Linked DNA regions of Homo sapiens: region 1 is linked to region 2. Evidence: read pairs that join two places in POLR2A ChIA-PET (ENCODE). Cell type or tissue: PC-3. All regions are shown on one strand. Links, peaks and the distances in the headings refer to the core of each region. The heading gives the core; the rest is flanking DNA. Region 1 overlaps NFIX (nuclear factor I X). Region 2 overlaps GCDH (glutaryl-CoA dehydrogenase).

Region 1 (16,380 bases), core at 4,305-12,304, 140 kb before region 2:
CTCCTAAGGATGGCTCCATTCCTGGAGACAAAAGAGCACATCTCAGAGAGGCAGCAGCTGGCAGAGGCAGGGGGAAAGCCTGGAGGACCAACAGCACCTGGGTACTAGGTGGAAATGCAGATTCACGAGCCCTGCCCAGACCTACCCACTTGGACAAGCCCCAGGATCTGCATTTTAACAAGCCCCCAGAGGTGCAAGGGCAGGCAGCTGCATATCAACCCGGGCACCACCTGGATGCCTGAGGGCGTTTGGTCCCAAATCCTGCAAGCAGAGTGGACAGCAAAGGAAAGACAGAAGGGAAATGGGGCACAGAGGAGTGGGTAATCGGCAGGAGGGAGGTCTGCAAAGGAAGTGGAGAAACCTGGAGAGCATGAAGCCGGAGCGGAGAAGGCGGGCGCTGTGAGGAGGAGGCGGCGCCTAAGAAGTGCCTTCCCGCAGCCGCCCGGCTGCTCCCGGGAGCCGCCCCGCCCCCTCCAGGCACCTGCTAAGGCGGCAGCGGCGGGTTGTGTTTCTTTAACCCCTGGGGCCTGTTGACACAGATTAGTATCGCTGGTCAGGGGTCAATAGGGAAGGCTCTTGAGGTCAAGACCTGAACAACTGGAGTTGTAATGAGCCACGTGGGGAAGAGGCCCAGGGAGAGGAGAGGGCCAAGAAGGGAGGAGGAGGAGGGCTGGGCTTCTCCGAGGAAGGGCCTCTAGAGCTCACTCGCCTGAGAGGCTGTCTCCTCCCCGAACCTGCCTGACTTGAGGCTTGGAAAAAAATCTGGCTCACTGGCCTGGGTACGGGGGAGATGTCACTGGCTGACTAGAGCTGGAATCCCAGCTAGAGAAGGACAGGGGAGAACCAGCGAGAAGAAAAGCAGCAAAGAGCCACCTTGCAGGACGGCTGACTTGTGCAATGCTGTCAGGTCAGACAGCATTCCCCTCCTCTTCCCTTCCATCCCTAGTACCCTGAGTGAGCTCTGGGTAGTGGCCAGACACACCCCTCTTCCTCCTTGAGTCTTTGGCAGCACCGTGATGTGCCCACCTGAGGCATCCCCCTACCCTGGGCCACCTGGCAAAGCCAGAGCTGAGTGACTCATTTAGAGCCCTCTGGCCCTGAGTGGGGCTGGTATAGGGGCCAGACAGCATCCCAAACACCTGGTGGGACAGCCTTAGCCACACCTTCAGCGATGAGATCTGCAGCACAGTACCCAAGCCATGGGGCAGCTACTCCGTGGCTCCCCTGCTACTATCCTCCTGGAGGTATGCACCCTCCTCCCTCCACTGCCAAGTCATTACCAACAACACCAGGGTAGCAACTATGCTTTTCTCCCGGGACCTGGAGGCTGCTTTGGGGCCTGCCTTCTCCCTGCCCAGGGCCATCTCCAAGGGGGCTGGTCTGGAAGGACGGAAGGGACAGGCCATCTGTCTGCAGGCTACTCAGCCACATGCTTAGAGGAGTGAAGGGAAAGAGCCAAAAGACAGGTCGCATGTCCCCTGTGACCAGAGCTTCCCCAGTAGTCTGGAACAGTTAGGTCACCTGTTTGGGTTAAAGGGGACTGGGTTTCCTCAGAATCACTCTAGAGCTCTCCAAGTCCTGTCTGGGTCACAGAGAAGCAAATATGAGGCCACCGACACCCAGGGGTCCAGAGAGTAATGGGAGGTACACCTTGATTCTATATTCATTTGTATGTCTGCAGGGGCAGACATACAAATCTGTGTGGGTCACACACAGATCTGTGACATGCACACTTGGAAAAGCACATGCAGTGCCTTAAAGTTAATTCCACATGTGTTTGTTGGCACCTGCTAGACGCCAGGAACCACACAGATACAGAGCCAGAGAAGCTGCCTGGGTAACACCCCCCTGCAGCTGAAAGCTGGTGTGTAATGGACAAAATGGAGGCCCCCTCAGAGGGAGGGACTGGCCTCAGAGGATGAGAAGTGATGCGGGACAAGGCTGCACCAAGGAGGTGACAGCCAGGCCGGGGGTAAAAAGATAGAGGCCGTCAGACAAAAGGGGAAGGGACCATGCCAGATACACATGAGCAGAGGCCCAAAGGCAGGAATAGCACAGCACACTCAGGGGCTATAGAGAGCTCCAAATGCTGGAATATGCAGTATAGGAGAAGTAAAGAAATGCAGTGATGGAAGGGTCAGCAGGGGCCCAACCCAGAGAGACCCTGGGTGCCCACTAAGGGGACAGCACTGCTGGGCAGACAAGATGCACAAGGAATGCAGTTATGAAACTCTAGGACAGGGCAATTCCTAAGTATATACCCTAGAGAATCCAAAACATACATCCACATAAATGCTTGTACATGCATGTTTACTGCAACATTACTCACACCACAAAGTGGAAAGAGCCCAAATATCCATCAATGTATGAATGGATAAACAAAATGTGGCACAGCCATACAATTAAATATTATTTGGCCTTAAAAAGGAACTGGCCGGGTGCAGTGGCTCTCGCCTGTAATCCCAACACTTTGGGAGGCCGAGGTGAGCGGATCACGAGATCAGGAGTTCGAGACCAGCCTGGCCAATATGGTGAAACCCTGTCTCTACTAAAAACACAAAAATTAGCTGGGCATGGTGGCGGGCGCCTGTAGTCCCAGCTACTTAGGAGGCCGAGGCAGAAGAATCGCTTGAACCCAGGAGGCAGAGGTTGCAGTGAGCAGAGATCGCGCCACTGCACTCCAGCCTGGGCGACAGAGTAAGACTCTGTCTCAAAAAAAAAAAAAAAAGGAACCACTGACACTTGCTGCTACAACATATAGGAACCTTGAAAACATTATGCTCCGTGAAAGAAGCCCGACATGAAGACCACATAGTGTATGATCTCATTTATATGAAACATCCACAACTAGGCAAATCCATAGAAACAAAGCAGATTAGCGGTTGCCAGGGCCTAGGAGGAATGAGGAATTGGGACTAACAACTAATAGGTATGGAGTTTCTTTTGGGAGCAATGGAATTGTTCTGGAATTAGATGGTGGTGATGGTTACACAACATTGTGAAGGTACTAAATGGCACTGAATCCTATGCTTAATTTTTAGTTTATTTTTTTATTTTTTATTTTTTTTAGAGGCAGTCTTACTCTGTTGCCTGCCCAGGCTGGAGTGCAGTAGTGTGATCATCGCTTGCTGCAACCTTAAATTCTTGGGTTCAAGCAATCCTCCTGCCTCAGCCTCCCAAGTAGCTAGGATTACAAATGCACGCCACCACCGTGCATGGCTAATTTTTGTTTTGTTTTGTTTTTTTTTAGACAGAGTCTTGCTCTGTCGCCCAGGCTGGGGTACAGTGACGCGATCTTGTCTCACTGCAACCTCTGCCTCCTGAGCTCAAGTGATTCTCCTGCCTCAGCCTCCCGAGTAGCTGGGATTACAGGCTGCATCACCACACTTGGCTAATGTTTTTTTTGTATTTTTAGTAAAGACAGGGTTTCACCATGCTGGCCAGGCTGGTCTCGAACTCCTGACTTCAAGTGATCTGCCTGCCTTGGCCTCCCAAAATGTTGGGATTATAGGCATGAGCCACCATGCCTGGCCCTGTACACTTTAAAATACTGAATTTTATTATGTGATTTAAATCTTAATAAAATACAAATCCAAGTACTGCTAATTTTTTTATTTTTTATTTTTTGCAGAGATGAGGTCTCCCTGTGTTGCCCAGGCTGGTCTTGAACTCCTAGCCTCAAGCAATCCTCCTGCCTCGGCTTCCCAAAACGCTGGGATTACAGGCATGAGCCACCATGCCTGGCCTTGTACACTTTAAAATAGTGAATTTTATTATGTGAATTATATCTTAATAAAAGACAAATCCAACCTGGGGAGATGGGGAATTAAAAAAAAAAAATACAACAGAGAGGAGAAGACACTGAGTTCTGAAAACTCAGCCTGGTGAAAAGGCAGGGAGGCTTCAGCCCTTTCACCGGCCTGTGGTTAGTCTGGTTGTGAGGGCTCAAGTGCTTGGCTAGGTGGTGATGCCCACAGCCAAGACAAGGAATGGAGCAGGGAGCAGAGGGCAGCCAGGAGTACTGGGAGGTACCTTGTGGATACGGGGGCAAGCTGTCCACAAGGCATCTGCCTGGTAGCTGGAAAGAAGAGTTTAGAGTTCACAAGGAGAAATCAGACCCTGAGATAAGCCAGGGTGGTCAGCAGTGAGGGGCAGATGTGCAGGGTGGGGACAGGCCCCAGGGCTGCTGCTCGCTAGTGGGTGGCCTTGAGCAAGATTCTTCCGTCTGCCAGCTTCTAGGCATAACACAAGGATTATAAAAGTGCCGAGTTCACTGGACTGTCATGGGCTTAAATGAGATAGGGTTCAGAGACACTGATAAGTGGCATTGCTGATTACAGGTGAAAACACAGGTCGAGAAGCAGAGCATGGGCAGATCCCAGGGAAATCAGCCTTTACCTTCATCGAGCAGACGGAACAAGAGGACCTGGGAAGGGTGGCATGCAATTAACCGGGCCGGAATGCTGCCACCATGGGACAAAGAGAGGGGCCTGTCTTCCCCAAGTCCACAGACCAGCCATACCATGGGCAACTGCAGATGGAAAGCCAGGAGAGAGAGAGCAGGGGACATGGCAAGTCCTCAGGTTCTTGACCCAAAGTACGTGGGGATGTCCGGGAAGCAAGGGTCTCCTCCCCATGGCCTCCTTATCCTATGCTTCCACACTCCTCACCCTGAGCAATAACCCTGCCCACAGTTCTGGGGCCTAGAGCTCAACACATGGCACCACTCAATGGTTTCTGGCACCGAAGAGGAATTTATTTCCTGGACGAAGCAGCCAAAATTGTTCTGCACCTTTGTTCGCAAGCATGGTGTAGTCAGAGCCGACATTTTCTAATGGGGCCAGGGAAGAGCAACTCAAAATGGATTCAAGGAGGGTGTCAGCTGAGGAGCAGCTCAAAAGCAGAGCATTCTGTGGTCTGGAAAGCTGATGGCGGGAAAATGGATGTGGCCACGTTTTTGAAATCAAACTGACCAATGTTTTTAGTGAGTTTGCTGTAAATCAAATCATAGGATAGGTAAGCTACCTGAAGCTTAACAAAGGAGTCCATCTAAAGCAACAAGGCGTCCTACTTTAAAAAAAAAAAGAAAGAAAGAAAGAAAAAAGAATAAGGGAGTGGTCTTGCAGAGGAACCTGTCTCCAGGGAGAAATGGGTTTCCCATTCACGGTGGAAGACTGATATTGATCCCAAGAATCCAAGGCTCATCGTTGATGCTGGGCAGGAGAAACAGTCTCCATTACAACCTACCCTCAGAGCCTTAAGAGTCCTGGATAACTAGACTTCAAGGTCAAGTTCCAGATCTGGCAGCCTTAGTGGGGAGTACAGCCCCATCATCCCATTCCAGCCCTCTGTGAATAGCCAACCCAGGGCCACCTCAGATGGCAGTAGCTTCACTTCTGATGTTCTTCCTGACTCTTCAAGAGTCTGGAACTCTGACCCTCTCCTGATCAGGCTCTGTGATTTAGACCAAGAAGGAAGAGAGCCATCCCAATGCCCCCAAACACCATCCCTCTTCTCTCTCCTCCCTTCTTCTTCCCTTCCCTTTCTCTCTGCTCCTGACATTCACATGCTTGGAGACATGCTCAGACACAAAAAGACGCTGGCATACACAGGGATCCATGTAGAACGACTGCCTCACAGCCTATTTACAGACATTTTACCAAACAAAACATCAACTCCCAATGTTTGACAGGAAGCCCCTCCCCTCTTGTCAGGAGCAATCCCTCCTAAAGGGGGTCCCCAGCGATGAATGGCAAAAGCCCCAGGAACGGGAAAGGGAAGAAAAAGAGTGTATGCAAGGAAAAAGAAGGTAAAATTATAAGGTTGGAGCTGTCAAGGCAAAAAAAAGAGGGGGGGGGAAGGCAACGCGATTCCACTATTAGGGACTCGGTGTGAAACGCAGAATTCACAACAGCTGAAAATCTCCATGCTTTGTCTGCAGAAAACACAAGACACAGTGGCCCAAGGGCTGGGAGGGCATCAGAAGCCACCCTGCCCACAGCAAGCAGGCAGCACACATACCCTTAAACACAGGGCTGCGTTCCCACACCCATCTCACCCAGCCCCACAGACTACCCTCCATGGTGCCCTCCTAACCCACAGGCCTACCCTCTTTCCCGAGAACTCCTTGGTAGTGGGAGTCAAAGTTGAAAACAAAAGTGGAAAAGGAGGCAGGAGTGCCTGCAGGGATGCCCCTTTGGTCAACAGGAATGAATGGTGGAAGGAGGCTTCCTACACTCCATCCAGGTTTACTTGCCAGGCCTCTGCCCCACCCAGCTCCATTTCTCAGAGCAGAAACCAGGCCAGATGTGTGTTGGGGAGAAGCCAGGGTGGGGCCTGTGTCCTTGCAAGATGGAAGCTGGAGAGTGTCAGCCCTTCCTATTTCTGCGTATCTTCCTCTGGACTCCTCCCACCTGGAGGGGTCCATGGGGCTCAAGCTGAGGAAGAATGTCCAAGCCCCTCACTCCCAGGTGCCTCAGTCGGCAACGAGGACATGGAGAGGTGGGCAAGAGCAAATTCTCCAATCCTGGATCCAGCTCTTGCACTGGAGGAGGAAGAAGCCTACGAGAAAAGGGAGGGAGAACGGACAGGCGCAACCACAGCCTGTGGTCCCCTGATGCCCGCCATGGGGTCAACACAGTGCAGTTGTCAACCCAGTGTGCCTGCTGCCCCTCTCTCCTACCTCCCTGGCAACAGACTGCTGAGCACCGTGGGCCAAGGTCTCCAGACTCAGCATCAGGGAGTTCTTAGAGCCCTCCTTGGGCCTGGCTTGCCCTGCTGCCGTTCCTTTCCTTGGCCTCAGTCAGGGTTTCTCAACCTCATTACCCCTCATGCTGGGGCTAGATACTGTCTTCTATGGGGGGTCGTCTTGTGCAGTGTAGGACAGCTAGCAGCATCCCAGCCTCCACCCACGAGATGCCAGTAGCAACCCCATCCCAAGTAGTGACAACCAAAACTGTTTTCAGCCACTACCAAATATACCCTAGGGGCAGAACCACCCTCACTGAGAACCCCTGTGCTATCAGGAACACATGCATCACACACAGCTCTGGGGCCCATGCTAGCCACAGACCAGGATACCACTGTTTGTCCACCTAAATCCATGGTGGCTGTGGAGCTCCCTCAGAAGAGAGCCACTGTCTCACCATGACAAGTGCCACCAGGTCTCTTCCATTCTATGCAGGTGAAGGCCTGTCCAGAAGTAAAGCAGCCTTCAGCATGGAGCCCATGTGGTCAGGGTGCTGAGCCCTGTGCTGCTCCCAGGTATCTGAGCTGCCGGCGGGCCACCGCTGTTCTCACCATCCTCAGTACTGCAGTCATCCCGTGTCATCCCACAGCCTGCAGTGGGACCTTAGCCCACTCCTCACCCCCGGAACCTGACCTGCCTCTTGTCCCAGATCTCCTTAGCCCCCGGGAAGGGTTGTTGTCTTTGTGCCATATCCAAACAGAGGGCTTTTAATAGCAGCTTCCTGTGGGGCTGGGTTCCTCCCATCCCTTGCCTCTCACTCAGCTCAGTCCTGACGGTGGAGACGCAGCGCCCTGTAATTACGACAATTGTAATCTCTTTTACTAACAGGTAGATTAATAGCGAGGCAGGTTCACAAAGAACCCCAGAAAGGAACTGCTCAGCTGCTGAGCGAACGGGAAAGGCCTGACACTTCTCACAAGCATGCACGCCCTCTGACTCAGAAGCTACAAGCCACAGGGGCCAGGTTGGAGTTGGGCCCAGGGGTTACATACCTGCTGTGCCCCCTACTCACTGCACTCCTACTACAGCTCATAGGAGTAACAAGAACTTGAACCTCATGACTGAGAAGTTTCCTCTTACGTTGTTGGGGTGTGAATTAAGCTGACATTTATACACACACACCCCAACCCATACTTGTACACAGACACCCACCTCCTGACACTCAGACACCCACACAGACACCCGCAGGTTAGCACATCCTGAACACCCTGCAGAGGAAAGAACAGAGCAAACCTCATGAACATATGCATCCCACCCACGACTGCGTGGCCACAAGCCCTCTAGACACTGGATGGCCCACACTGCCATGCCACAGCCCCAGCTGAAGGAAGAAAGGGGAGAAACGATGCTGTCGCCTCCCTCTGTCCTACACAACTACCCACATCCACTGCTGCAATTCAAAAGCCTCTTGTGGGGCCTCAGGAGTCTTGAGGCAGCTCCCACTACCCAGGGCCTGAGGACAGTCAGGTTCTGGGTAAGGTGGAGTATCACAGAGAAAGGGTGGGGGACAAGGGTCAACAGAGGCTGAAGACACTTACGCTTCCATGGGCCGAATAGGATGTAGAAAATGATATAAGGCCCGATTTTCTCTTTTTTCTTTTTTTTTAAATTTTATTTTATAGAGATGGGGGTCTTGCTACGTGGCCCAGGCTCGAACTCCTGGGCTCAAATGATCCTCCCACATCGGCCTCCCAAAGTGCTAGAATTACAGGTATGAGCCACCACACCTGGCCCTACGGCCCAGTTTTCGAGATGAATAAGCATGCATATTCAGGCACACAGATAAGAGTGCCATGGCAGTGGGGACCAAGTCTGATGAGAGCATGCTCACTTACACACAGGGACTTGGGGCAGGGCACAAGGGGGCTGTGTGTCCCTGCCTGCATGGCCCTGGGGGACACTGTCTGGGATGCAAGGGTGAGAGAGGGGGTGTCTATGAGTGATGTCAAAGTCCACAGTCCACAGCAACAGCTCACCCTCCCCTGGTCCCCCTTCAAGTCCTGGGAGGACATGTGCGACCTTGGCAGCCCCAGGGGCCTTGTGGCAGACTGCGCAGCTGGCCTCAGGTGTCAGCAGCAGCTGCTTCCTCAGGAGCTCTCTGGCACGTGCTGGCGGCCAGCATGGGCTTGCACCTCAGAAGTGGACCTGGGGGCTGCTGCCATTAAGATACCATGGCCAGCACCTGCTCACCACCAGACAGTCTCAAGAGCCACTTCTGCAGTCCCAAGGCCAGAAGCTGAGAGGAAACTGCCATGCCACGGTGACCCCCAAGGGTCCCTCCCCTTCTAGCAGTGCTAACAGGAAGTGGCTGCAGAGGCCTGGAAGGGGGCACCTCAGATTCATAAAAACATGGATTGGAGGGTGTGAGAATGTGGGCTGATGTCCATGATTAGCTTTTACACTGGGTAACACCATGTGTCCATCAAGGAATGTGTGAGCTGATGCAGAGAATAAATACAGGAACGGGACATACACCTATGACAGGGATGGGAGACTTGACTTGTAAAAGTGCATCCTGACATGACATGTATGTGCAATGTACACGATATGTACAATGATGGCAACATCTTTCTGAGGCTCTGGGGAATAGGATCAGGGTACAGGGACAGAGTGAGATGGATCCTTGCGTGCTGCCTGAGGGTGTCAAGTTTCCAGATGGCAATTTAACAGGATGGACGAAGAGCCTTCAAGAGAGTCCATACCTTTTGCCTAGTAATTCAACTGCTAGGAAGCATTAGCTGAAGGTAACAAATACAGCTACAAAGCTTGGTGTAATAGGATGTCCATCCCAGCAGAATTTACAATGGGGATGAACGCAACACAACTCAAAGGCCTCAGTGGGGGTGGGGGTGGGGTTTACATCAGCTCTGGCATGATGAAATCTCATGAAGCTGTTTAAAAGCATGTTTTTCTTTTTCAGGCCAGGCATGGTGGCTCACTCCTGTAATATCAGCACTTGGAAGGCTGAGGCGGAAAGATCACTTGCAGCCAGGAGTTCAAGACCAGGCTGGCCAACATGGCGAAATCCCGTCTCTACTAAAAACACACAAAAAAATAGCCAGGTGTGGTGGCGCACACCTGTAAACCCAGCTTCTCCTGAAGCTGAGGCATGAGAATTGCTTGAACCCTGGAGGTAGAGGTTGCAGTGAGCTGAGATAGTGCCACTGCACTCCAGCTTGGGTGACAGCGACTCTGTCTCCAAAAAAAAAAAAAAAAAAAAGCATGTAAAAGCATGTTTTTATTTTTCAGTAAGCACCTATTACACTTATAATAAGAGGTAATTTCTCATTTTCAAAAGGGAATAGGGGACAGAAGTCATTAGAAAAGTTGACAATTTAGGGGTAATGCAGCTAACAAGAAAAGATGCTAAGGCCAGGCGCAGTGGCTCATGCCTGTAATCCCAGCACTTTGGGAGGCCAAGGCAGGCGGATCACGAGGTCAGGAGATCAAGACCATCCTGGCTAACATGGTGAAACCCTGTCTCTACTAAAAATACAAAAAAAAAAAAAAATTAGCCAGGTGTGGTGGCAGGCGCCTGTAGTCCCAGCTACTCGGGAGGCTGAGGCAGCAGAATGGCGTGAATCTGGGAGGCGGAACTTGCAGCGACCTGAGATTGCGCCACTGCACTCCAGCCTGGGCGACAGAGCGAGACTCCATCTCAAAAACTAACAAACAAACAAACAAACAAGAAAAAGAAAAGATGCTAAACCACTAAAAATTAGATTTTGAAAAATAGCGACATAGTAGAATACACAATGGTACTGATTTTTTTTTTTTTTTTTGAGACGGAGTCTGGCTCTGTTGCCCAGGCTGGAGTGCAGTGGCACGATCTCGGCTGACTGCAACCTCTGCCTCCCGGGTTCAAGTGATTCTCCTGCCTCAGCCTCCTGAGCAGCTGAGATTACAGGCATGTGCCTCCATGCCTGGCTAATTTTGTATTTTTAGTAGAGACGGGGTTTCACCGTGTTGGTCAGGCTGGTCTTGAACTCCTGATCTCGTGATCTGCCTGCCTCGGCCTCCCAAAGTGCTGGGATTATAGGCATGAGCCACTGCGCCCTGCAGTATTAAATTTTAAAAGCAGCATCCCTAAGTGTCTATACTATAAATTCCAGTAAAAAATAAAATATGTGCATGAATAAGTAAGGGAAAATGCAACAAAAGTTAATAGCAGTTATTTCAGTGGCATAATTGTATAATTTTAATTTCCACCCCCTGACTTCATGCTAATTTTGTATTTTTATTATGAATGTACAGTAGTCTTATAATAAGAAAAATAACCTTTTTAAAACAGTGGACAGATGAGGGACTGTACGTACCAGGCACACTCCCCAAATCATAGAACAACATAATCAGCTGATCGTGAAACTAAGCCCCTGTGTGTCCAGAGTTTGTGAGAGGCAGGCTTGGCCTCCTGAACTTTCATGCTCAAGTGGACTCCAGCCCAAAGAGTGGTAGCAAGGAGGGAAATGTCCTCATGTTACTGTCATGCTGTGGCATGTGACACTACCAAGACCGGGTGCCTGGTGGGCCTCTAGCTACCTTTCCACTGAACAAGGAGGACTTCAGAGGGGAAAACCGGTCTCAGAGAAAGTCAAGAACTGGCACATGGGGCCAGAGGAAAGAGGTTTAGGACCAGGTGAGAGAGGAGGAAGGAGCTATCTAGAGAGTCTTAAGGTAGAAAGTGGAGTGCTCGGAATTCACTCAAAAACTACTGGAAACAGTTCTAAGATCCGAGGCAAGCAAAGGTACAGCAGCGGCAGCAGAATCAACTTTAAGATCTGCTTCGAGAAGTGGCTGTGTGTGTGCGCGAGTGTGTGAAAGACAAACCTCCCTCCCTATTCACATTCCTTTAATAATTCATTGTTAATAACCAAACCCAGCTACCAGAGCCGCAAGCACATGTACCAGCTGGAGGACGGCAGTCATCTCTGACCCGAGAGGCCCAGACTGAAGGGGTCTCCAGGAGATGGAGGGCAGGAATAGCAGCCATGAGTCTGTCCATACAAGGAGCCTGGAGGCCAGGGCTCCTGAGGAGAGGGAGGGAGGCGAGGAAAAGCCTCAGAGCAAAAGGCAAGCAATCCCAGTGGGCCCAGGACTGATCCCTGCCAATCCCTGCCGCAGGGCATCCACCAGGCTAGCGTGGCAGGGAAGATCTGGCACGGGAAGAGACCCTGTCACGAGTGAGTTTGGCTGCTCCGCAGACCAAGTCTGGAGAGGACATGGCCTCTGGGGGGCTGTGTGCTTTGTGGCCAAAAGGGAGGATGTCCCCAAAGATGACTATTTAGCAGGGACAGCCAAGGAGACCAAGAAAAGGCCTATGAGAGGGTGGGGTGGGCTGAGCCCACCAAGCAGTAGCCCCTGTAACAAGGTACTCAGCGGGGGCAGGGGTGAAGGAAGGGGCTGAGAAGAAGGCTGCTCCTTCCCCATTTTCCTGAGAGCTCATTCACATAAAATAAAAACAAGTATTTTGAAAAACCAAGTCTCTTTGAACCCATTAACCCACAGCTTCTCACTTGCCTGCCACACTCCTTCCAGCATTCTGGAAGCTTCCACTGCCCCTCCTCTGTCAGGATTCTCCCCTCATAATGCCCACTCAGAGAGCACACCTGCCACTTTCCCATCTTGGCTCTCTTCCTTCATCAGCCCCCTTTCTGATTTTTATACCATCGTGAGCCTTTACATCATCTCAAGGATGGGCCATGGGCTGCTTCCCATCTGAAGGTAATTCAATATTCAAAATGGGTTTATGGAGCGTATAAAACTATAAGCTGCGCGAGAGACAGATGCAAAGGCGGATAAAACACAGTCCCAGCTCCAAGATTCCAGCCTAAGAGAAACTAAAAACTGCATGCTAAGTATCACAACGGAGCAAAATAAACTGGCCCCCAGCTGAGCCCAGGGCCAACTTGCATAGAAACGGGGCCTCGCCCAGCAGATTGCTCCCCTCTGCAGCAGACTCTCCAAGGTCCCTGTTTTCGTGACAAGACATGTAAAGGCAAGACTTGCCACCATGGGGATGCACTGCCTCTCCCAGGGTGCAGTGAGGAGGCCAACACATGCCTTCTGCCCCATTCACAGGCAAGGTAGCAGAGCTCAGGCTCACCAGGGGCATTTCTGCAGCCGGAGCACTTTGTTGAAGAGGAACACAATTCAAGAGGCCTTGCCAAGCCAGGCTGGCATCTGAGTAATTATATTAATGAATCTCTGAGTTACAAAATCTAATATTAGACAGTGGCTTCAGTACCATCATCCTCAGTTACTGTCCCACGTGGCTGGGAACACTCCTGGGCAGCAGCAGGGCTTGAACAGACCCTACACACACACACACACGTGTATGTGTGTGTGTGGGGGGGGGTGTTTAATTTAAAAGAAATGCATGTATTTGAAACTATGCCCAGAGATTTGTGTGCTGGGCCCACTTTGTAAACCACGATACCATAAATAAGTGAGAGAAATCTGGCCATTGTCCTCAGGGCAGAGGCCTCTCTCTTGGCCATATCTTTTGGGCTGGCAATATCCTGAGGATTATTGCTCCATGGAGCAATGGCCTTTGTGTTCGGAGCCAGCACTGTTCCCCACAGAGTCCCCTTTGGCACAGCAGGCAGGACCTTGCATGTAGACCCTTGGGCCCTTCCTCCCCATCCACGCTTATTAGCTGCCTCAATCTCAAGTCCAAACTCAAAAGTTGGGCCTGACACACACAACGGGTAGCCCACAGCCCAGCTGATCCCCTCTCTCTGGCCAAATCTCTGGTGCAGACCAGACCACTGCGCCACCACCACCATCCTGGCCTTCATCTGTGGGCCCTGTCCGAGGCCAGCAGAAACGATGACCCAGTTGGCCACGCTATGCATGTGGTCAAGGCCAGAGGGCGCCAAGTCAACTGCAGCCAGGTAGTAAACTAAACAGGCACTAAAGGCAGGTGAAAAACAGTGTCTGCTATGCTTTCATGATTACATTTCACATATGCCGGGCTAAACGGAAACTTCTATAAATGACATGAGAACACTTAGAACCTAGATTTCTGTAAACTCCATGTGCCAGAATAGGATTTGGCTCTCTCCTGCTCCTGCCTCATTTGTTTCATTTGGGAAGCTTCTTTGGGTGGCAGAGTCCAGCCCTGGTCACTGGGTCTGGGAAACTGGCTTTTATGGAAGTGAGTTCTCACCCTGGGACTGCTACGCTCAGGAAGCCCCAGGAGCCGCAGTGGCCTGTTCAGGTCTATATGGGAAGAGGTGACCTGAAAGGCAGGGAAAACAGGCAGGCTTTGCCTTTTAGAAACTCTTTGGTAGGCAATAAGGGATAGGTATTTGATGATTTTTCCATTCTTTTTTAAATAACAGATGAAGGATCCACACCAATACCATACTGCCTGGCAGGGCTTGCTGTCAGCACTGTCTCACTTTGAGATGGCACTGTCTCAAAGGGTCTCTGAGCTTTGAGATGGGAAAGACCCTCTCAGAAGCCACACGATTTCCTAGAAAAGGTTTCCAGGCCACAGAACCCTAAACACAACCAATCAAAGCACAGAAAACAAGAGCTGCAAGAAATTCAGGAAGGCAGCCAAGCAGCCCACTCTGCTAGCAGAGGCAAGAGGCGTCCTGAGGAGAGACCACGCACAGCAGGGTCTGCTTATTCTCCCTCTAAGGCTGGGTTTCTCCACCTCCGCACTTGTGACGTTTGGGGGCGAGATGATTCTTTGTTCCTGGGGGACTGTCATATGCAGTAGACTCTTCCCACTAGATTCCAATAGCACCCTCCCCCCACAACTGTGACAACCAAAAGTGTTCACAGACATTGCCAAATGTTCCCTGCGGGACAAAATTGCCCTTGGTTGAAAATCACTGTTCTAGGGTGACCAACAATCCCAGTTTGCTGGAGACTGAGGGGTTTACCGAGGTGAGGGGCTGTGAAACTCTGAGCAAACCAGGACGAGTTGGTCATCCAGCCTTCTTCCAATCCCCTCATCTGCCAAAGGCAAATTTCCTCCTCTATGCTCAGGGCTATGAAGACTAGTTCTTCCCCACCCTATATGAAGCAATCTCCCATACACCTAAAAAGATTATATCCCACCTCATAGTTTCTTCTGGGGCCAGAATACTATCCTTGTCTCCTCTTTCTTCCCCAGGCGCCATCTCTCAGCGCCATTACTTCCACGAGGCTCTCTGAGATCCGCATCAAATTGCTCACATATTTCTTAGATTACTAAGGCTGAAACTGGCCTACTACGTCTGGTAGGGGAAGTGGTCATGCCCTGGGGAGGATATGACCGGGTGCAGAAGTCGGGTCTCCCTTAAGCAAGTGGCCCCAGAGCCCTGTAGAGGTCACCTGGGAGAGAGAAGGACAGGGAAGACTCTGTAGCTCCCCTCTTCTCCCTGACACACAGCCAAGGCTGGCAGAATCTGCTACACACAGGAAAGGGGACTTGAGACCCCCTAAAGATGAAAGGAAACGGAGTCTACTGCCTTGCTTCCCGTTGGGTCAAATACCCAAGGGCAGATGGCCTGTCTCACCCATTAAGGACTCTGCCCAGGAGACCTCACCCTGTTCAGCCCAGGCTTAGCACCCACCCCCAACTCAAGCTTCCTATCCATTTGCCTCCTCCCTTTAAAGGCCTTTCTTCACTTGGTCCCCCGGGAGCATTCCTGTTACTAAGGAAACAATGATGTCATGTGTCCGGGTGGGGCCGCAGGTCCCTCCTACCACCCCCTAACTAGGTACCATGCCCGCTGACGTCACTGCTCAGAAATTTATAGCCCAGCACGGGTATTTATAAGGTGGCTCTGGTGTGACCACATATTTGGTGTGGGGCTGGTGGCTATTTATAGCCAGAGGATATACACTTATTACACCCCCTGTCTGTATTCTGGGCCACCTGTTATATAACTGCCATTATGCAATAACGCCCATTATATAATAATTATGCGCTAATGGGGATATAATCTGCAGGCATAATAAGGACACACTCCCCAAGGGCTGCACTCGGCTGGCCTCCTGCAGGTCGCCTCCGGGGATCTCCCGATCGCTCCACACAGCTCCGCCCAGTCCACAAGAGTCACCAGGTGTCACCCTACTCTCAGCTGTCTGGAGAGCAGCCTTCTCCAGACTGGCAGACTCAACCGCAAAGCCCTCTCTGGATTCCCTCTCTGTCTCGTCCGGTTTCTCATTTCCACAGCCCCACCCCTGGCCTGGAGAGGACGCTCTTCTTCCTCTGCCACTCTTCTCCCTGCTGTATTGTTAAACCCAAAACAAACAATTATGATGAAATAAATCCTGGAAGCATGACTGACGCTTCATCCCCCCATTTTAAGAAAGGAAGCCTCCCGGACACGCCAGGCCAGTTGGCGAAGGGTCTACTCCACACGAAGGAGAGCCCTCGCCTTCCTAGGAGACTTGGGAAGTCGACTCCAGAGGCCAAGCCAGGTGCAGCCAAGCAGGATACTTCCCAGGGGCCCCTCCCTCCAGCCGCAGCCCCCTTGGTGGGGATCTCAGGGCAGGCTGAGGCTTAGGCCCTGACTTCTGTGGTCGGGGTTATACCACCAGCAGGAATCCCCCAGAGTGGGATCCTAACCACTCAGACACCAGTACATGCCCTGTTGGTCACTCCTCCCAGGAATGACACGCTGAAACTG
Region 2 (8,293 bases), core at 1-8,000:
TTTAGATAGCTGTCACTCTTCTGCCACTATTTCACTTGTTAACACAATATTTGAATTACATAATTACAGTTACATGTACAACATGGGACCAACAACTTTTTGTGTGTGCGCATTTCTTTAAATGCTCTTTAAATATAATTCAACAGGTATTCACCTCACCTGGTGGGAGCAAGGAGGTGCAGGTACACTGTAGCCCCAGGCGGTCAACATCACCCAGTAGGTTGGGAAAGGGATGCAGCAGGTTAATGACAGGAAGGTCACTTAAGAAAGCATCAGGCTGGGCGCAGTGGCTCACGCCTGTAATCCCAGCACTTTTGGAGGCCGAGGCAGGAGGATCACTTGTCAGGAGTTCGAGACCAGCCTGGCCAATATGGTGAAACCCTGTCTCTACTAAAAACACAAAAATTACCTGGGTGTAGTGGTGTGCACCTGTAATTCCAGCTACTCGGGAGGCTGAGGCAGAAGAATGGCTTGAACCTAGGAGACAGAGGTTGCAGGAGATTGCTGATTGCATCAGTCAGGCGCAGTGGCTCATGCCTGTAATCCCAACATTTTGGGAGGCCAGAAGTTTGAGAGCAGCCTGAATAACATAGTGAAGCCCAGTCTCTATTTAAAAATTTTAAAAATTAGCTGTGCATGGTAGCACATGCTTGTAGTCCCACCTATTCAGGAGGCTGAGGTGGGAGGATCACTTGAAGCTGACACTGCAGTGAGCTATGATTGTGCCACTGCACTCCAGCCTGGGCAACAGAGAAAGACCTGTCTCTATAAAAAAAAAGAAAATAAGAAAGAAAGCATTGGGCTGGGCGCGGTGGCTCACGCCTGTAATCCCAGCAGTTTGGGAGGCTGAGGCGGGCGGATCACGAGGTCAGGAGATGGAGACCATCCTGGCTAACACGGTGAAACCCCGTCTCTACTAAAAATACAAAAAATTAGCTGGACGTGGTGGCGGGCGCCTGTAGTCCCAGCTACTCAGGAGGCTGAGCCAGGAGAATGGCATGAACCCGGGAGGTGGAGCTTGCAGTGAGCCGAGATCGCGCCACTGCACTCCAGCCTGGGCGACAGAGTGAGACTCCGTCTCAAAAAAAAAAGAAAGAAAGCATTGACACTATTATTGGTATTCCAAAATTCCAAAGAAGCAAGTTGGTGTCATAAAATAACAGTGGGCTTTGGGGACAGACAGACCTCCTTGGTCTGGAACCTTGGGCATATTTAGTCGTGCCTCTTGGTCTGTTTTCTCAGCTATAAAATGGGGGTGCCATTCTCATCATTCAGGGCGTGTGTGTGAATGGAATAACCTAGGAAGCATGCCTCGTGTCACCCATGGAAGGCAACAACGCGGGTCCCCTCCCACCTGATCTCTCTCAGATCAGCCGCTCTTGGAAGAGTCTGGTGCTGATCTCAGCATCCTGTCCTTTTTTTTTTTTTAGACGGAGTCTCGCTCTGTCACCCAGGCTGGAGTACAGTGGCGTGATCTCGGCTCACTGCAACTTCATCCCCTGGGTTCAAGCAATTCTCCTGCCTCAGCCTCCCAAGTAGCTGGGACTACAGGCACGTGCCACCGTGCCTGGCTAATTTTTTGTTTTTTTGTTTTTACTAGAGACGAGGTTTCACCATGTTGCCAGGCTGGTCTCGAACTCCTGACCTTGTGATCCGCCCACCTCGGCCTACAAAGTGCTGAGATTACAGGCATGAGCGACTACACCTGGCCGCTTCCTGTACTCTGAGAAGTCAGGTTTCTTGCCCTTGTGTCGCCACCTCCAGTGCCAGTTGCCAGCTGACGGTCCTGGAAGGGAAGTCGGGACTCTACTTCTCCTCTCTGGACTCAAGCATTGACATCCTGCAGAAGAGAGCCCAGGAGCTGATCGAAAACATCAACAAGAGCCGGCAAAAGGACCATGCACTCATGACCAACTTCAGGAACAGCCTGAAGACCAAGGTGACAGACTCCACCCAGCGAGAGGGGGGATTCCTTATGCAAAAGGGGAGGGAATGAACCACTGATGGTGTCTGTTGTACACCAGGCACGGTGCTAGGCCATTCACACACAGCACAGGAGCTCCTCCACTTATGATGGGGCTACGTCCCAATAAACCCATTGTGAGTTGAAAATGCTGTAAGTCAAAAATGTAGTAAGTTGAACTGTAGTAAGTTGGGACCATCTGTATCTCAATTTACCCTTAGAATAGTCCTACAGAGAAGAGATTGGACCCATGATATAGATAAGGCTTGGAAATGAATGATTTGCCTGACGAGAGAGCCAGGCTGAGGGAGCGGGGCGTTGGATGCCCTCCTGCCTCCAACACGCAGCCCTCTTACTTCACGCAAGGTCGAGCAGCCACGGGAGTAGGGGGTTGAGGCACAACTTGCATTGTCACACCCATATGTCCTGCAGAAGCCATCGAATGGTCTGTGACGGGGGAGTGGAGCTTCTTCCACATGCCCAGGGCTTACATCTTGCAAAAGCTGGTGTGATGTTCAGGTCCTACATGAATGGTTGCACCTGATGCCTCTTCAGAATATATAATGGGGGGACCAGGCACAGTGGCTCACGCCTGTAATCCCAGCACTTTGGAAGGCCGAGGCAGGTGGATCACTTGAGGCCAGGAGTTCGAGACCAGCCTGGCCAACATGGTGAAACCACGTCTCTACTAAAAATAAAAAAATTGGCTCAGTGCAGTGGCTCTGCACGGCACTGCAGCCTGGGCTAGAGAGCAAGATTTCGTCTCAAAAATAAATAAATAGGGGCCAGGTGTGGTGGCTCACGCCTATAATCCCAGCACTTTGGGAGGCTGAGGCAGGGGGATCACAAGGTCAGGAGATGGAGACCATCCTGGCCAACATGGTGAAACCCCGTCTCTATGAAAAATACAAAAATTAGCTGGGCATGGTGGTGCGCGCCTGTAGTCCCAGCTACTCGGGAGGATGAGACAGAATTGCTTGAACCTGGGAGGCGGAGGTTGCAGTGAGCCGAGATTGCACCACTGCACTCCAGCCTGGTGACAGGTGAGACTCCGTCTCAAAAAAAAAAAAAGAAGAGGGCCGGGCGTGGTGGCTCAGGCCTGTAATCCCAGCACTTTGGGAGGCCGAGGCGGGCAGATCACGAGGTCAGGAGATCAAGACCATCCTGGTTAACATGATGAAACCCTGTCTCTACTAAAAATACAAAAAATTAGCTGGGCGTGGTGGCGGGCGCCTGTAGTCCCAGCTACTCAGGAGGCTGAGGCAGGAGAATGGCCTGAACCCGGGAGGCGGAGCTTGCAGTGAGCAGAGATCCCGCCACTGCATTCCAGCCTGGGTGACAGAGCAAGACTTCATCTCAAAAAAAAAAAAAAAGAAGAAAAAGAAGACTGCCTCTTTCTGGTTTTTTCTTTTTCTTTTTTTTTTTTTTTTGAGACAGAGTCTCGCTCTGTTGCCCAGCCCAGGCTGGAGTAGAGTGGCACGATCTTGGCTGTCTCGAAAAAAAAAAAAAAATTAGCCAGGCATGGTAGCACGTGCCTATAATTCCAGCAAACAAACAAACAAACAAAATACATAATGGGTCACATGAGTGGGACAGCTTGCTGGTTCTAGGTGTCTTGATGACAGATTGACTTTATTTTCCTTTTTCTTTTTTTTTGAGACAAGCCTTGCTGTTGCCCAGACTGCAGTGCAGTGGTGGAATCATAGGTCACTGCAATCTTGAACTCCTGGGCTCAAGCAATCTTCTCACCTCAGCCTCTCGAGTAGCTTGAGACTATAGGCATGCAACATCATGCCCGGCTCACTTGTTTTATTTATTTATTTATATTTTTAGAGGTGGCGTCTCACTCTGTTGCCCAGGCTTACAGAGCAGTGGCACGATCACAGCTCACTGGAGCCTCAAACTCCTGGGCTCAAATGATCCTCCCACCTCTGCCTCTTAAGTAGCTGAGACTACAGGTGTGCACCACCATGCCCAGCTAATTTTCTTTAAACATTTTTTTTGTAGAGATGGGATCTTGCTATGTTACCCAGGCTGGTCTTGAACTCCTCACCCTGCTGCCTTGGCCTCTAGTAGAAAAGATACAAAAACATTTATTTATTTATTTATTTATTTTGATACAGCACCCAGAGGCCACTTTGTTGGATGCCTCTTCTATTCTGTGTACTTTCTTCCTAACCTGGCTGAGCTTGTACTGTACAGTTTTGTGACATGCATCCCTAGGTGACACTGTCATCATCTGAACATCATAGATTGAATTTACACAAACCTAGATGGTATAGTCTACTACACACCTAGGCTACGTGGAAGAGCCTATTGCTCCTAAGCTACAAACCTGCACACAGCATGTTACCATACTGAATACTGTAGGCACTTATAACATGATGGTAAGTATTTGTGTATCTAAATATATATAAACATAGAAAAGGTACAGTAAAAATATGGCATTATACTCTTATGGGCCATCATTGTATATACAGTCTGACATTGACCAAAATGTCATTATGCAGCACACGACTGTATATACTTTTGCCTCTTAAAAAAATTTAACAGGCCAGGTGCAGTGGCTCATGCCTGTAATCCCAGCACTTTGGGAGGCTGAAGGTGGGGATCTCCTGAGGTCAGGAGTTGGAGACCAGCCTGGCTAACATGGTGAAACCCCGTTTCTACTAAAAATACAAAAAGTTAGCTGGGTGTGGTGGCGCTCGCCTGTAATCCCAGCTACTCGGGAGGCTGAGGCAGGAGAATCGCTTGAACCCAGGAGGCGGAGGTTGCAGTGAGCCAAGATCATGCCATTGAACTCCAGCTTGGGCAATGAGAGCGAAACTCCGCCGCAAGAAAACAAAACAAAAAAAGCAAAAAAATTTAAAATATAGGCAATCTGACCCCCAGTCACTGCACTGGGTTTTAGTTTTTGGTGTTTTTCTTTTCTTCTTTTGAGGTAGGGTCTCTCAGGCTGGAGTGCAGTAGTGTGATCATGACTCACTGTAGCCTCCAACTCCTGGGCTCAAGTGATCCTCCTGCCTCAGCCTTCCGAGTAGCTGGGACTGCAAGTGCGCGTCACCTATGCCTTGCTAATTTTTTTTTTTTTGAGACGGAGTTTTGCTCTTGTTGCCCAGGTTAGAGTGCAATGGCATCATCTTGGTTCACTGCAACCTCCACCTCCCAGGTTCAAGCAATTCTCCTGTCTCAGCCTCCCGAGTAGCTGGGATTACAGGTGCACACCACCATGCCCAGTTAGTTTTTATGTATTTGTGTATTTATTTATTTATTTATTTATTTATTTATTTATTTATTTTGAGATGGAGTCTTGCTCTGTAGCCCAGGCTGGAGTGCAGTGGCGCGATCTCAGCTCACTGCAAGCTCCGCCGCCCGGGTTCACGCCATTCTCCTGCCTCAGCCTCCCAAGTAGCTGGGACTACAGGCGCCCGCCACCTCGCCCGGCTAAATTTTTTTGTATTTTTAGTAGAGACGGGGTTTCACAGTGGTCTCGATCTCCTGACCTCGTGATCCGCCCGCCTCGGCCTCCCAAAGTGTTAGGATTACAGGCGTGAGCCACCACACCCGTCCTAGCTTTTATATTTTTAATAGAGATGGGTTTTCACCATGTTGGCCAGGTTGGTCTTGAACTCCTGGCCTCAAGTAATCCACCCACCTTGGCCTACCAAAGTGCTGGGGTTACAGGCATGAGCCACCGTGCCCAGCCTATTTTGTCATTTTCATAAGATAAATTGCAGAAATCTAAGAAACCCACTTAACACAGATGTCTTGTGATACCTCTTGTTTGATTTTCCGAGAACACATCTTATTGTTTAACAGGTTTCGGATCTGACAGAGAAATTAGAGGAGAGGATCTATCAGATTTATAATGACCACAACAAGATCATCCAGGAAAAGCTCCAAGAGTTCACCCAGAAAATGGCAAAGATCAGCCATTTGGAGACAGAGCTCAAACAAGTCTGCCACAGCGTGGAGACTGTGTACAAAGACCTGTGTCTCCAGCCTGAGGTATGAGTAAACTCACAGGGGGGGCGCTGCCTGAGGAAGAGGACAGGGATGGCCCAGCCAAGAGTAAATGTGAACAGAAACCAGGCACCCAGCCCTGACCCCGCCAGGCCACAGTCCCTGCAAAGCCCTTGGTGCACTCACCATCTTGTTTGTGATCCCCTATAACATGGTGTGTCTGAGCTGAGAAGCCAAACCGTTGTCATGTCCCACTGTTGTATGAGCAGCTCTGTGGTGACAGAAAGGACAAAGTCCCTTGCACCCCTGCCACTCAGAAATCATCCCCTCTGCCCACAGCCCTGGCACAGACCGGCACTGCTAACCTGGGTTTCTTTTTTACAGCAGAGCCTAAGACTCAGATGGGGGCCAGACCACTCTAGGGGAAAGTCCCCACCACGTCCCGGCAACTCACAGCCCCCAGACGTGTTCGTTTCTTCTGTGGCTGAAACTACTTCTCAGGTGGTTACCAGTAAACCGGCCTGACACCTTGGGGTCAGATGTGCAGGTCTTTATTTTCCTCTCCCTCACTCTGCTCCAACACCCAGCATAAGGCACTACCCCCAGATGGGAGGGAGGGAGGGCGCACTGTGAACTCAGTGTGAGGGGGTCAGCTGCAGCAGACGGAGTTGCTTCCATGTCACTCTCCTCTCAAGAGAAGCTGCTATTTCAGGGTAAATGGAGTCTGCTCTCATCCATGGTTAAAAGTGGATTGAGACGCTCTACAGAGAATTCCATCTTCTTTTTAAGGAACACATCTGAACGACTTCAGAAGGGAAATTTTGATATTTAAAAATCAGTGTCTCTCACTTCCCACTCCATCCGCCACCTCCCTTTCTAAGCTCAGAGCACAGCGCTCCTACGGTCCAGCCAGGCATCTCTCCAGAAAGGGGCTTGAGAGTTTCGGGCCCCTGATGGAGCGGCTCACTTGCTGGCCGTGAACGCCTGGATTCCCGTGATAGCTCTCCCAAGGATCAGGGCGTGAATGTCATGTGTACCTGGACAAGATTAATACAGAGTCGGTTTGGAGTTTTCATAGCTCACAACTTCCCTTTAAAATCAATTTTCATGTATCCCCAGGCCACTGCTTCAGAAGTACAGACCAACAGAGATGGTGAATGCTGACAGCTGCCGGGAGACTCACGCCTTAGTGACAGTCTCCAGGAGAAGACTGTGAGGCCACCATTTGGGCCACACTGAGAAATTGTTTTTCATGGTTCTATAATGCATCTTGGCAGAAAAAAACAAAAACCCAAAGCTCCTTGTGCTGAACTCCCAAAATGTAGCAAGTCCAGCCCCTGCCATAGGCCCAGGCTTCGTGCTCCCCACCCTTGGCAAGTTCTCCCCACCCCCAGCCCCACAGTTTATTAAATGTTTGATTTTCAACCTGGCCACGCTTCCTTGCCACAGAGGCTGAAAGCACCCCTGAGCTCCAAGGAAACACAGCAAGCCCTTTCTTACCCTCGGGAGGGATAGGAGGGACAGCACATCGGAAGAGCAGTCACTTGCCTCAGCTGACCTCTGCCCATCTGAAGCCGCCTCTCCCAGAGAATCCCACACCCCATGCCCTGGTGTCTCATCCTTTGCTCCTCCCCAGCTCCTTGAAGCAGAAGGCAGATTGTAGCCTCCTTTTTAGAGCCAATTCTGTTTACTTCCTAAAGTACAAACCTATTTTTTTTAAATATAGATAGGGTCTCACTCTGTCACCCAGGCTGGAGTGCAGTGGGGTGATCATAGCTCATCATAACTTCTAACTCCTGGGCTCAAGCAATCCTCCTGCCTTAGCCTCCCAAAGCGCTGGGATTACAGGTGTGAGCCACTGCGCCGAGCCCCTAAAGCACCAAATCTGACTCATCCCTTCTCTGCATAAAACCATCTCATGGCGCCCGCTGCTTGTCCTCAGGGTCATTCTCACATTTGTAGGATCCCCCCACCCCCCAGATGCCAGATAGAGACAAGATCTGGGGTTGCAAGGTGCGCAGGGAAGGCACCCCTCCTGCATTTGCTGTTCTCTCTGTCTGGAAGCATCTCTGCCCGGGGGGTCCTCATACCTCCCTCTATTTCTACATAGCGCATGCTGGGTTTGCACTTTTTTTTTTTTTTTAAGTATCTTTTTCCACATCTGTCTTCCCACCAAGCAAGGGGTTCTGGACCCCCATGTAAATCACCATCAGTTACAGGGTGCAAACACCGTCATCTGAAGATGACTTTTGTCTCTTAACAAAATGGAGCGTTGATTCCTGCGTGTAGCTTCGCTCACTCCCTTGCGTCCACCAGCCTGCTAGGAGTCGGGCCTCACCCCTGGGCTGCCTTCGGAGCTTACCTGTC

What was found. Peaks named below come from ENCODE experiments on the same cell type or tissue, not always from the same donor. Only the 100,000 strongest peaks of a DNase experiment are listed, where the experiment ranks them.
Region 1: POLR2A ChIA-PET joins it to region 2 with 20 read pairs; 4 of 35 experiments call an interaction of 5 or more read pairs at or near these places.

What each region holds. Positions count from the first base shown.
Region 1 is chr19:13,035,944-13,052,323 of GRCh38, reverse strand. The region is part of intron 2 of NFIX (nuclear factor I X); the gene reads right to left. Among named protein-coding and RNA genes, the nearest start is that of NFIX-AS1, 29 kb to the right of the region's middle. In PC-3, for the core only: no CTCF peak of the experiment used is centred there; a DNase peak (open chromatin) is centred at 7,673; H3K27ac peaks cover 416 bases.
Region 2 is chr19:12,898,138-12,906,430 of GRCh38, reverse strand. GCDH (glutaryl-CoA dehydrogenase) reads right to left here. Exons shown (of 12, transcript NM_000159.4): 12 at 6,432-6,963. The coding sequence ends at 6,890. It overlaps SYCE2 (synaptonemal complex central element protein 2), which reads left to right. Exons shown (of 6, transcript NM_001105578.2): 3 at 1,765-1,939; 4 at 5,783-5,971; 5 at 6,311-6,427; 6 at 7,046-7,645. The coding sequence ends at 7,090. Among named protein-coding and RNA genes, the nearest start is that of GCDH, 11 kb to the right of the region's middle. RefSeq lists enhancers at 6,232-6,501, 5,900-7,099 and a silencer at 6,572-6,631. In PC-3, for the core only: no CTCF peak of the experiment used is centred there; no DNase peak of the experiment used is centred there.